Regions from separate parts of the Homo sapiens genome. Here region 2 is linked to region 1. A link is a loop called in an ENCODE intact Hi-C map of the cell type or tissue named here. Cell type or tissue: pancreas. All regions are shown on one strand.

Region 1 (5,000 bases):
TGGAGAAAAAGGAGCTTCAAGAAAGGACTCATCTCTCCATCTCAGTCTTCCAGTGTGCCTGTTGTCTCTCCTGGAGGCCAGGGGTGTGCAGGCTGACCTTCCTCACTGACCCCCGCAGCCAAGAGAGCTCAGCAAGCCCACGGTCCTTCCAGACCAGTGTGCTCCACCTCCCCTCACCTGGGTGCCCAGCTCTGCCTAGGGTGGACTCTCTAATGCTAACTGTGCCTCCAGTCACGCTGGGGACCCTGGCACAAGCCAGTGGTGGGGCCATAGGGAGGAGCTGGGGTGAGAGGGAGGCAGAGCCTGCGGGGGCCTCTGGCATCTCAGGGCAGACAGTGCTGCTCACATCGGCTGCCCCTGATGCCCTAGGAGGCCTGGCACTCAGTCTCAAAACTGGGGTTTCGGTGGAGTGATCCCAACAGCCCACAGACTGCCCCCGGGAGAAACATGTCTTCCAGGCCACAGGGACGGACCGCAGTCACCCAGATGCTGACAGCTCAAAGCAGATCTACTGACTATACTGGAAACTAACTGTGCATTTACTAAAAACGTGGAAGTTTTAAAAAGTTCACATACCCTCTGCTTCGTCCAAATTAATTTTCTGATATTTTTTTTTCCCAATCTTTGCAATAGATTCTTCTCTCTTTGAAAGCCGGGGATCCCTAGCATTTTTTCCATTTTCTCCTTTTATTTTAATAGAATTAGACTTGCCTAGTGTTCTTTCCTCTCCCTGCATTAGAAGGAAAGTCAAAGTTCTACTTTCATTTCAATACACGACAATACATCATTCATTAGTTAGAGAGTAGAAGGCTCTATGAAATAGATTGCATTGATACAGAATTTACATGCATTGCAGAAAAACCATTGCAATGATAAGGATTACAAACAAGAATAGCATTTAAGGCACAACCACTCCCACCTCAGAAGAAAAGAAAGCCAGTCCTTCACAGGTAAGAGGGAGCTGGGCATCGGCAGGGACGAGAGAGACCCCGCCAAGGAGCGTGGGGGAGACACACAGTGATAAGCAGGCGGTAAGGAAGCACCAGGGCACTGCGCAGGGCAGGCGGGGGCCACAGCGAGAGGAGCAGGGCACAGGGTGGGCCAGGGTGGGGAATTACCGTAGCCGAGTGGTTTCTGGAGCTGGAATTTACAGCTGTGTTCTGTTTCACTGGCACACCTTTCTGTTTATCTGCGGATGCTAAACATAAGAAAGCTTTATGACTTCAGGGACTCGCAAATCCATCTGAATGTTTCATAGACAACCTGCTCCTACTGTCTCTGAGAGCAAAGCTGTAGAGAAGCCACAAGGCATCTGCTGCCCTTATTCACCACGCACAGCCCTGAGGGGAGTCCCCATGGGACAGGAGAGAGGGCCCGTCCTCCACGCACACAGCCGGGCTCCGTACATCTAACTAGGGACTTGCTGGAGGAGTGATGTTGAAATTGAAAAGCTCATTTCATATACTATTTGGCATAAATATTCTCTAGAAAGTCAGAGTCTTACATTTATGACATATTTTCTTTCTCTTTTCTTTCTTTTTTTTCTTTTTTTGAGACAGAGTCTCACTCTGTCTCCCAGGCTGGAGTGCAGTGGCACGATCTCGGCTCACTGCAACCCCCGCATCCTGGGTTCAAGCAATTCTCCTGCCTCAGCCTCCCATGTAGCTGGGATTACAGGCATGTGCCACCACACCCAGCTAATTTTTGTATTTTTAGTAGAAACGAGGTTTCACCATGCTGGCCAGGCTGGTTTCGAACTCCTGACCTCAGGTGATCCACCCACCTTGGCCTCCAAAAGTGCTGGGATTACAGGCATGAGCCACTGTGCCAGTCCATGACATATTTTCAAATACAGCCTTTGCCCCATGCCAGGGCCACAGGCTGGCCTCTGCTGGCACTAACGGCCTCAAGCCCATTTCTGTGGCCCAAATGTGACTGGAGGAGTCGCGCTCCTGCCCCACATACAGCCCTACAAAAACGCTGAGCGCCAAGCTCCACCACAGGACTTGCCTGTACACAAACAAGCCCCGAGGCCCAGCAGGCCCTGGGCACAGAGGGTCAGCCGGGGCAAAGCTGCTGGCCGCCCTGCTGGGTTACACATGCTGTGCCTGCCCCACCTGCCTGGGTGGGTGTCAGGGCCCAGCGTAAGGCTTTCCCTAGAGCAAAGGGTGGGCTCGGGGAAGGGTCTCTGCTCTGTGAGGAGTTGGGGAGGGGAGCAAGAGTTGGAGCTCCAGGACTAATGGCCTCAGCGCTTGCTTCTGACTGGGACCCATGGCCCAGGTCTCCCTGGGTGGGGACAAGTGAGCCACGTGCTCCCTGCGTGACATCATCAGGGCCAACAACCTGAAAGGCAGAGGGGCAGCCCAATGTCACCTGAAGTGGCTCCTCACAAAGTGAGCTCTCTACCTAGAACATCTGCAGGTGGGTTTCCAGAAAGCTCTTTCCAAGACACACCTCCCTACGGCACCTGCACCTGCAGGCCCCAAGGCCACGCCTCTGCCTGTCCCTGGGGACAGCTACAAACAGGACCCACCCTCCTGGGTCTGAGTAACCTTCCTCACGCACGGTTCTCAACAAGGGCTCTAAGGAGGGCCGGCTCCTGCGCGTCAGGATGAGGTGGGGGCCGGGCGACGAGCCCATCTCCGAAGGCTGCTGGCCGGACCCAGCTTCCCCAGGGCAGGACTGTCATGACCAAGGCAACACGTTGGAAAGAGCTCTGTCGACCGCCCGATTCCCTGCACGCAAGGAACTGCAGAACCAGCCCAAATGACCGAGCCTGCAGCCTCCATTTTGCCGGGCAGAGCACAGGCGCCTACTGCCCTGGCTTCCTGTTTTGTGCCTGGAGGGAAGGGCGCCAGATCAGGGCACCAAGGAGGGACCAGGGGGCCCAGACCAATTCTCTTTTGTGTACTAACTCCAAAGCCTCCCCCTCCCCTGGGCCAGCCCCGCCTGCCCTCTCTCCTGCACAAGCCCCACTCACCCCCTCCCCTGCACTGGCCCCGCTCGCCCTCTCCCCTATGCCAACCCCACAGCCCCCTCCCCTGCACTGGCCCCACTCGCCCTCTCCCCTATGCCAACCCCACAGCCCCCTCCCCTGCACTGGCCCCACTCGCCCTCTCCCCTATGCCAACCCCACAGCCCCCTCCCCTGCACTGGCCCCACTCGCCCTCTCCCCTATGCCAACCCCACAGCCCCCTCCCCTGCACTGGCCCCGCTCGCCCTCTCCCCTGTGCCAACTCCACAGCCCCCTCCCCTGCACTGGCCCCGCTCACCCTCTCCCCTATGCCAACCCCTGCCCCCTACCCTGTGCAGGCCCCACAGCCCCCTCCCCTGCGCTGGCCCCACTCGCCCTCTCCCCTGTGCCAACTCCACAGCCCCCTCCCCTGCACTGGCCCCGCTCACCCTCTCCCCTATGCCAACGCCACAGCCCCCTCCCCTGCACTGGCCCCGCTCGCCCTCTCCCCTATGCCAACGCCACAGCCCCCTCCCCTGCACTGGCCCCGCTCACCCTCTCCCCTATGCCAACGCCACAGCCCCCTCCCCTGCGCTGGCCCCACTTACCCTCTACTCTGTGCAGGCCCCGCCCACCCCCTCTCCTGCGCAAGCCCCACCTGCCCCTCCCCTGCACTGGCCCCACTCACCCCCTCCCCTGCACCGGCTCCATAGCCCCCTCCCCTGCACTGGACCCACTCACCCTCTCCCCATCCGCTGCACCAGCCCTACTCACCCTTTCCTCTGGAAGGATCCTTCTCCTCCAAGACAACCCGCTGTCCGTCCAGACTCGATATAGGGGCGCCAAGGTCCAGGGGCTCCTTCTCTCCACTCTAGGGCAGAGATCAGCACTGAATAATTTACCCAGACTGGAACTTCAGGGAACAGATGTGTGTGATCCCACCCGACTGCATGACTGTCCTAGGCTTGATGGAGTCACGCAGGAGATGGCCCCGAGGTGAGGCCTGCCTGACTGAGGCACACAAGCTGGGGCTGAGCCATGCTCCTGACATGGGTCCCGACTACACGACCATCCTAAGCTCGATGGAATCACGCAGGAGGTGGCAACCCTTGGTCGCTGCTACAAGGGGAACACTGACCCTCGGACGCTGCTATGAGGGAAATACTGACCCTCGAAACTGCTATGAGGGGAATACTGAGAGCAGATGTTCCCCTTTGTAAACAAGGAAGCAAAGACAGACAACTTTAGGACCAGGTTTGAGGCTGAAATGAAGCGCCACTAGCCACCGGGCTGGAGTTCTTGTCTCTGCATCAGAGCTCTCCTCTGGCAGAGAATCTGACTCTTCACCTGCCATAGTCACTGTTAAGAAAAGACATCTGAACATGTTTGGCATTCACGATCTGTCAGTCAGGGGAATGACAGCTGTCCAATGCCAGGCGGGAGAGGCTCTAAGCTCCTGAAGGGGCTGGTCCGCTGGGCAGGCGTGGTGGGCCCTGCGGGGGAAGCAGAGGAACTGCCCCAGGTCCCGCCTTCTCCACCACATTCGTGGACACAGGGGGCCACAGAATTCACTGGAGAGGTCAGGAGACAGCGTCCAAGGAAAAGCCACATCCCAAACAACCCATTCCACACGAATCCTCCATAGCCCCCACAGCCTCGGCAGCCGAGGGCCGCAGCTCACAGGGAACGAGCCTGACCGCAGCCAGCCCTTCCACCCTGGTGCCCCCCAACCATGCCACGAGCACGCTGCCACGACCAACCCCATTTTACAGTCAGGGAAACTGTGACACACAGGGGCTAAACAATTGCGCAGCGTCTCCCCAGAGTCGGCCAGAGGGGCACACCTGGGAGCCAGGCCAGGTCTGTCTCCCACCTGCAGATTTCTGGACTCCAGGATGGAGCCTGCAGCGCGGGGAAGAGGCTTCAGGTTACCCTCGGAGGTGGTGTCTGTAAATAATTTAATAGGTTCTTCTTGTTCACTTCAAAGCTCTTGAATAATTTTGAGTGTAGTTTCAGGGAAAACTAAAATCCTGAAAATACTTGAAAT
Region 2 (5,000 bases), 60 kb after region 1:
CTCAGAAGCCCTGTTCCTCGACAGGGCCCCGCCTCTACCTACCATGGCCCCACCCACTTCCCCTGGGCTCTGGGCCAGAGGGTCTACATTAGGTACGACAGGCATGGCAGGCAGTATGACAGAAGGCGGAGCACGTATAGACCAGACCACATCACCATTCCTGGGCTAAGCCACATCTCTCAGACAAAACCAGCATCCTCGTCCCCTGCCTTCCCGTCAGCATCCACCCCACCACACACACACAGGCACCCCCCAACACACACAGGCACCCCCCAACACACACAGGCACCCCCAACACACACAGGCACCCCCACACACACAGGCACCCCCCCTACACACACATGCACCCCACACACGTACCACACACACACATGTACCCCCCCACACACAGGTACCCACACACACACAGGCACACACACAGGCACCCCACACACACACACATGCACCCCACACACGTACCCCACACACACACGTACCCCACACACACACAGGCACCCACACACACACAGGCACCTCACACACAGGCACCCCCACACACAAAGGCACCCCACACACACACAGGCACCCACACACACACAGGCACTCACACACACACAGGCACCCCACACACACAGGCACCCACACACAGGCACGCACACACACAGGTGCACACACACACAGGCACACACACAGGCACACTTTCAGAGAAAGCAATCTGAAGGTTCTGGAACAACAGCAAGGGGTTCTGGGGTGGCTGGGTGAGCCCCTGACGCTGACCTGCCCGTTAACCTCATTGGCTTCTGAGGGGCCTGCACTACTGACAGTTTACAGAGCTTTGGAGGAGACAGTGGTCTCCAGGCGGGAGCAGAGGACAACAGCATCCTGGCCCCCCAGGGCCCCCAGACCCTGGGAACAGCCACCAGCGCCTGAGAACCGAAGGCAGCCTGGGCATGCGTGGGGCCTTCTGCTGAGGGGTTATCACCTAAGTGCTAAACTGATTTCACCTCAGTTCTTTCAGACAGAAACATCTTCATCCCATTGTGTTCCATCGAGGACGGAAAGGAAGAAACACAATTTCACATTGTCTACGTGGTTTATTCGCAAAGCCCACAAAGCAGCCCAGGCTGCTAGGGGTCCGCCTGTTGCTGTCCGGTCACTAACAACAGGGCCTCCAACAACAGGGCCTCCGGGTTCTCCTGTCTCTCTCTAGGCTCCCCCCATCTCCTCTTTTGTGGGAGCCTGTCCTTTTCTGCAGCTGCTGACCTCCCCTGCCTAGCCAGTAACTCCCCTCTGCAGATGGGTGAGGAAAGGGATGGGGCAGGGCCAGAACACGCCTGGGAGAACTCCTGTGACCGCCTGAGGGCCCCAGCAGCAAGTGCCCTGGGGAGACGGGGATGAGCCCCCTGCCACATGGTCAGAGGTCCAGGAGCTGCTGACAGCCACATCCCCAGAAGATTCTGGGCCCCAGCCCATTGCCCCTGCTTCGTGCTCCACCTCCCTTGTTTGGATGGATGTGTTTACTCAGTGCCTGGTGGGAGTCGGGTTCAGACCCCGGGCCCGGGAAGCCCAGCACAGCCCTTCACCAACACATGCATGGCCAGTCTGGGCACAGGAAGAAAGCACCGCAAGGCGGGAGCACCCGATCATGCGCTGCACAGGCACCGCCTCACCAGGACGGGGCGTGAAGAGAAAGTGGGCAGAGTGCTAGCTCGGAAAGGGCGAGCCGTTCTCAGCCCTCCAACGCAGGCCCACCGCGGATCCCAGAGAAGGCGAAGCCCCCGTGTGGTGAGCTCGGCAAGTGGGCATGTGAGCCTGGAGGCAGCTGTGGTGCAGCGGGGACTCAGGCCTGCATATCACCGCCCAGCTGGACAACAGGACATGCTTCCTGAGTACCCAGAGGGAGCCCCTCACCTCCCCAGGGGTCTGTCCTGAGCTGGAAACCCAGGGTGAGCAGGGGGGCAGGGCTAGATTGGAGGAGTTCGCAGATGGGAGCTCTGGGTCCAGCCAGGGCAGCAGGGATGATGGGGGTGGCGGGGCAGAGGGCATTCTGGGCGGGGAGGAGCTGAGCCGGGCAGAGGTGAGGACCCACGTGGGCTATGTCCTGGGGCCAGGAGAGGCCTGGCTAACTGGAAAGTTCCAGTGAAGGCAAAGGGGCCTGTGGGTGACCCAGGGTCTCCAGGACCTGCCAAAGAGCTCCTCCTTGACTCTGGGCCTCCTTACAGACTCACCTGTCTCCCAGGCCTCTCTCACCAGTTCCTGCGCCCACCCACACCAGTCTCTGCTAGAGGACACATCCCGTGATGCCCCAGCCTAACCAGGGCCTCCTGAGCTTTCCGGCCATGCCTGGCGCACAGCTCGACCTGGAGGGAACAGAAGCACTCTCTCCTGAAGGTTTCTCAACAGCAGAAAGGAGACGGGCGCGGAACACCCAGGAACCGGGACGGCCCTGGTGGATCCCGGCCGCAAGCCCTGCTGCCTCCTTCACGGGGCCGGACCACCTCACTCTCAGCTAGGAGGGCGTGCGAGGCAGAGAGGCGGGAACTGGAGGAGCGCCTCTGCTGACTGTGCCCGGGAGACATCTGCAGAGCTCACAGATATGAGCACAGGCCCTGATTCTCTCCCTGCTCTTAACCCTGGAGGCCTCTGGTCGCCAAGCCAAAGGCCCAGGTGTGGCTCCTCTATGGGCAGGGCCCTCAAATCTCCCCCAGCTGGGCTCTCCCATCCTCCTGCCCTCCACCCCTGACCCCGCATAACCAACTAGACAGCTGGCCGCCATATGCCAGTCTGACCCTTTGCAGTCTGCCCAGCACCCGCCCCAGCCCTGTGCCTAACCCCTAACCCCTAACAGTCTGGCTGTCCTGCCTGCCTGCCTTCCTTCCCCATTGCCCTTCTCGGGTGGGTCATGGTGCTGCCCAGGCCAGCACCCCCCAGATGAGGTCCCACCACTGCCTGGCCTGCAGCTGCTCACAGCCGTCTCCACCTCGAGCACGCCCCACGCAACGGTGCCCCATGCAGCCCATCCAGGACCAGCTCCACAAGGCAGGGAGGGGTCAACACTGAGCATGTTCCCCACTGCCTCCCCAGAGCCAAAATAATGTCGGGCACATAGTAGGTGTTCAACAAACATTCACTCAATGAGAAGGCCCTGAAGCACTGAAGAATCCTATTACATGTCCGGAGTTCACAGGATCTTAAGGACAGTTCAGAAAATTTCCCATATAATGGGTTTAAAAAGCAGACTGGTGTGTGAAAGACCAAGACAAGCAAAGATTTCTAAGTTAAATTCTGAAAATAGCAAAGTCGCAAACCTAAGAGACAGGGTAAAAGGAGCTTATTCTGAAAGGCCTGTGAGGATCTCATTCCTACACAATGTGACGTGCGGCACGTCGTCCCAGAGGTGAGTGGGAGGCCAGGAAGAAGCCAACATTATCAACCCAACAGCCAAGAAGGCCGTGTCCGACTCACACTAAGGCTTAGGTCGGACTCAGGGCTCCGTCGGTTTTTGCTGGGATTTACAGCTCTGGATGGGCAAGATCACAGTACAGGCCTCAAGATGGAATCAAGGCAACTCACTGGGGACAGACGCAAAAGCTCCTGCCACCTCCCTCCCTCCTCCCTCCCTCAAGACCTGTCCTCCCTCCCTCCTCTCACCTGTCTCCCTCCTCCCTCCAGACTCCCTGTAAAGGGCCAAGAGTAGGCACTGCCCGCTGTGCAGGCGACACCACGCACTCGACCCCACTCTGCCGCTGTAGCATGAAAACAGCAGACGGAACTGCAGCCCAGGGAGACTCTATTTACAAGAACAGGCAGTGGATCTGGCCGGGGACTGCGGTCTGCCATCCCTGGCCCTGAACATCCCCTCTCTGCCCAGTCCCTGAGTCCAGGTCTCTCCCAGGCTCCAGCCCAGGCTCCTGGCTCCAACAGCTCCCGGGGAACCTGCAAACCGCCGTCACCTCATCCTCCTGTCACCCAGGATGCCCCTTCTGCTCCCCTGGAAAGGTGCAGCTTCTGCCCTGGGTGCAGGAGGCTCCATCCAGTGACCACCTGGATTCTGCCTGCCTTGTGTAGGGTGCACCCCTCTGGGTCCCGCACCCTGCCCAGCCTCCTCTCGCCACGGGGAGGGTCCTTCCAAGCAGAGGTGCCAAGCTTCCTCCTGCAGCAGCCAGGCCCTGGCTCTCCCAGGCAGCGACCGCCAAGTCAGGTGATGGGAAATCAGCCAAGGCCCCCAAATTCTCCAAGCCACACACAGGGCAGTCGCCCTCTCCTTCAGCTCCCGGCAATAAATTTACCCAAAGCTTCTGTCACACTTAAAATATCTAAGTCCAGGTGTCAGCCCGGCTCTCCCTCCCTCTGTCCCTGGGACACCCAGCTGCCCCAGGCCCTGGGCTGTGTCCCAACACCTGCCCTGGCTCCCTCTGAGCGTCGGGCACTCCCCACATCACCTGGCCTCGTTTCCGGGGGCCACGAGCCCCTGGACAGTCTTCTGCTGCTGCTGTTTGTTCAACTCTCCCAAGCAGAGGGCAAGCTCCCAAAGGCAGGACGTTGCCTGGCCCAGCTCTACTGAACCGCAGCTCAGGAACAGTGCGGCCCGACCTCCATGGGGACATCTGCAGGAGCAGGTTCTGCGGATACACCCACCCTGCCAGGGCCTCTGGGTGAGAGGAGCCCAGTGCCAGGAAGCTCAGCACAGGCTGCAGGGGCTGCCCTCAGACACGGAGGCCCCAAGTCACAGTTACGGCAGATGGACGTAACGAGCCCAGGAGCCCCGACGTGCAGCCAGTGATGCGGTGCTAGTGTCGGATGGTGACATCCAAGCCAGAACTCAAGAGATGACAAGGCCATCCCCAGGGCTTATACAGCAACCCTTACAAACAGTTACAAGATTCATCTAAGATAAATCCTGCTTATTTTCCTGGTGAATAGAGAAAAGCACAAATATGAATAAAATACAGTTCCTGGCCATCTCAAGACACGTGCAGAATCGGAGAGGGAAGCGTTTGAAACCACAGACCATGTGACTG

What was found. A loop is a pair of places that touch in the nucleus more often than their neighbours do. Peaks named below come from ENCODE experiments on the same cell type or tissue, not always from the same donor. Only the 100,000 strongest peaks of a DNase experiment are listed, where the experiment ranks them.
Region 2: it touches region 1 in a loop (2.0-fold over the local background); 3 of 110 quality-filtered maps call a loop at or near these places.

Annotation. Positions count from the first base shown.
Region 1 is chr4:3,424,288-3,429,287 of GRCh38, reverse strand. It overlaps RGS12 (regulator of G protein signaling 12), which reads right to left. Exons shown (of 18, transcript NM_001394154.1): 14 at 3,728-3,824; 15 at 1,119-1,198; 16 at 577-730. Among named protein-coding and RNA genes, the nearest start is that of HGFAC, 15 kb to the left of the region's middle. RefSeq lists a silencer at 4,696-4,847 and an enhancer at 4,603-5,000. In pancreas, no CTCF peak of the experiment used is centred here; DNase peaks (open chromatin) are centred at 2,035 and 2,716.
Region 2 is chr4:3,364,001-3,369,000 of GRCh38, reverse strand. The region is part of intron 3 of RGS12 (regulator of G protein signaling 12); the gene reads right to left. Among named protein-coding and RNA genes, the nearest start is that of RGS12, 73 kb to the right of the region's middle. In pancreas, no CTCF peak of the experiment used is centred here; a DNase peak (open chromatin) is centred at 2,498.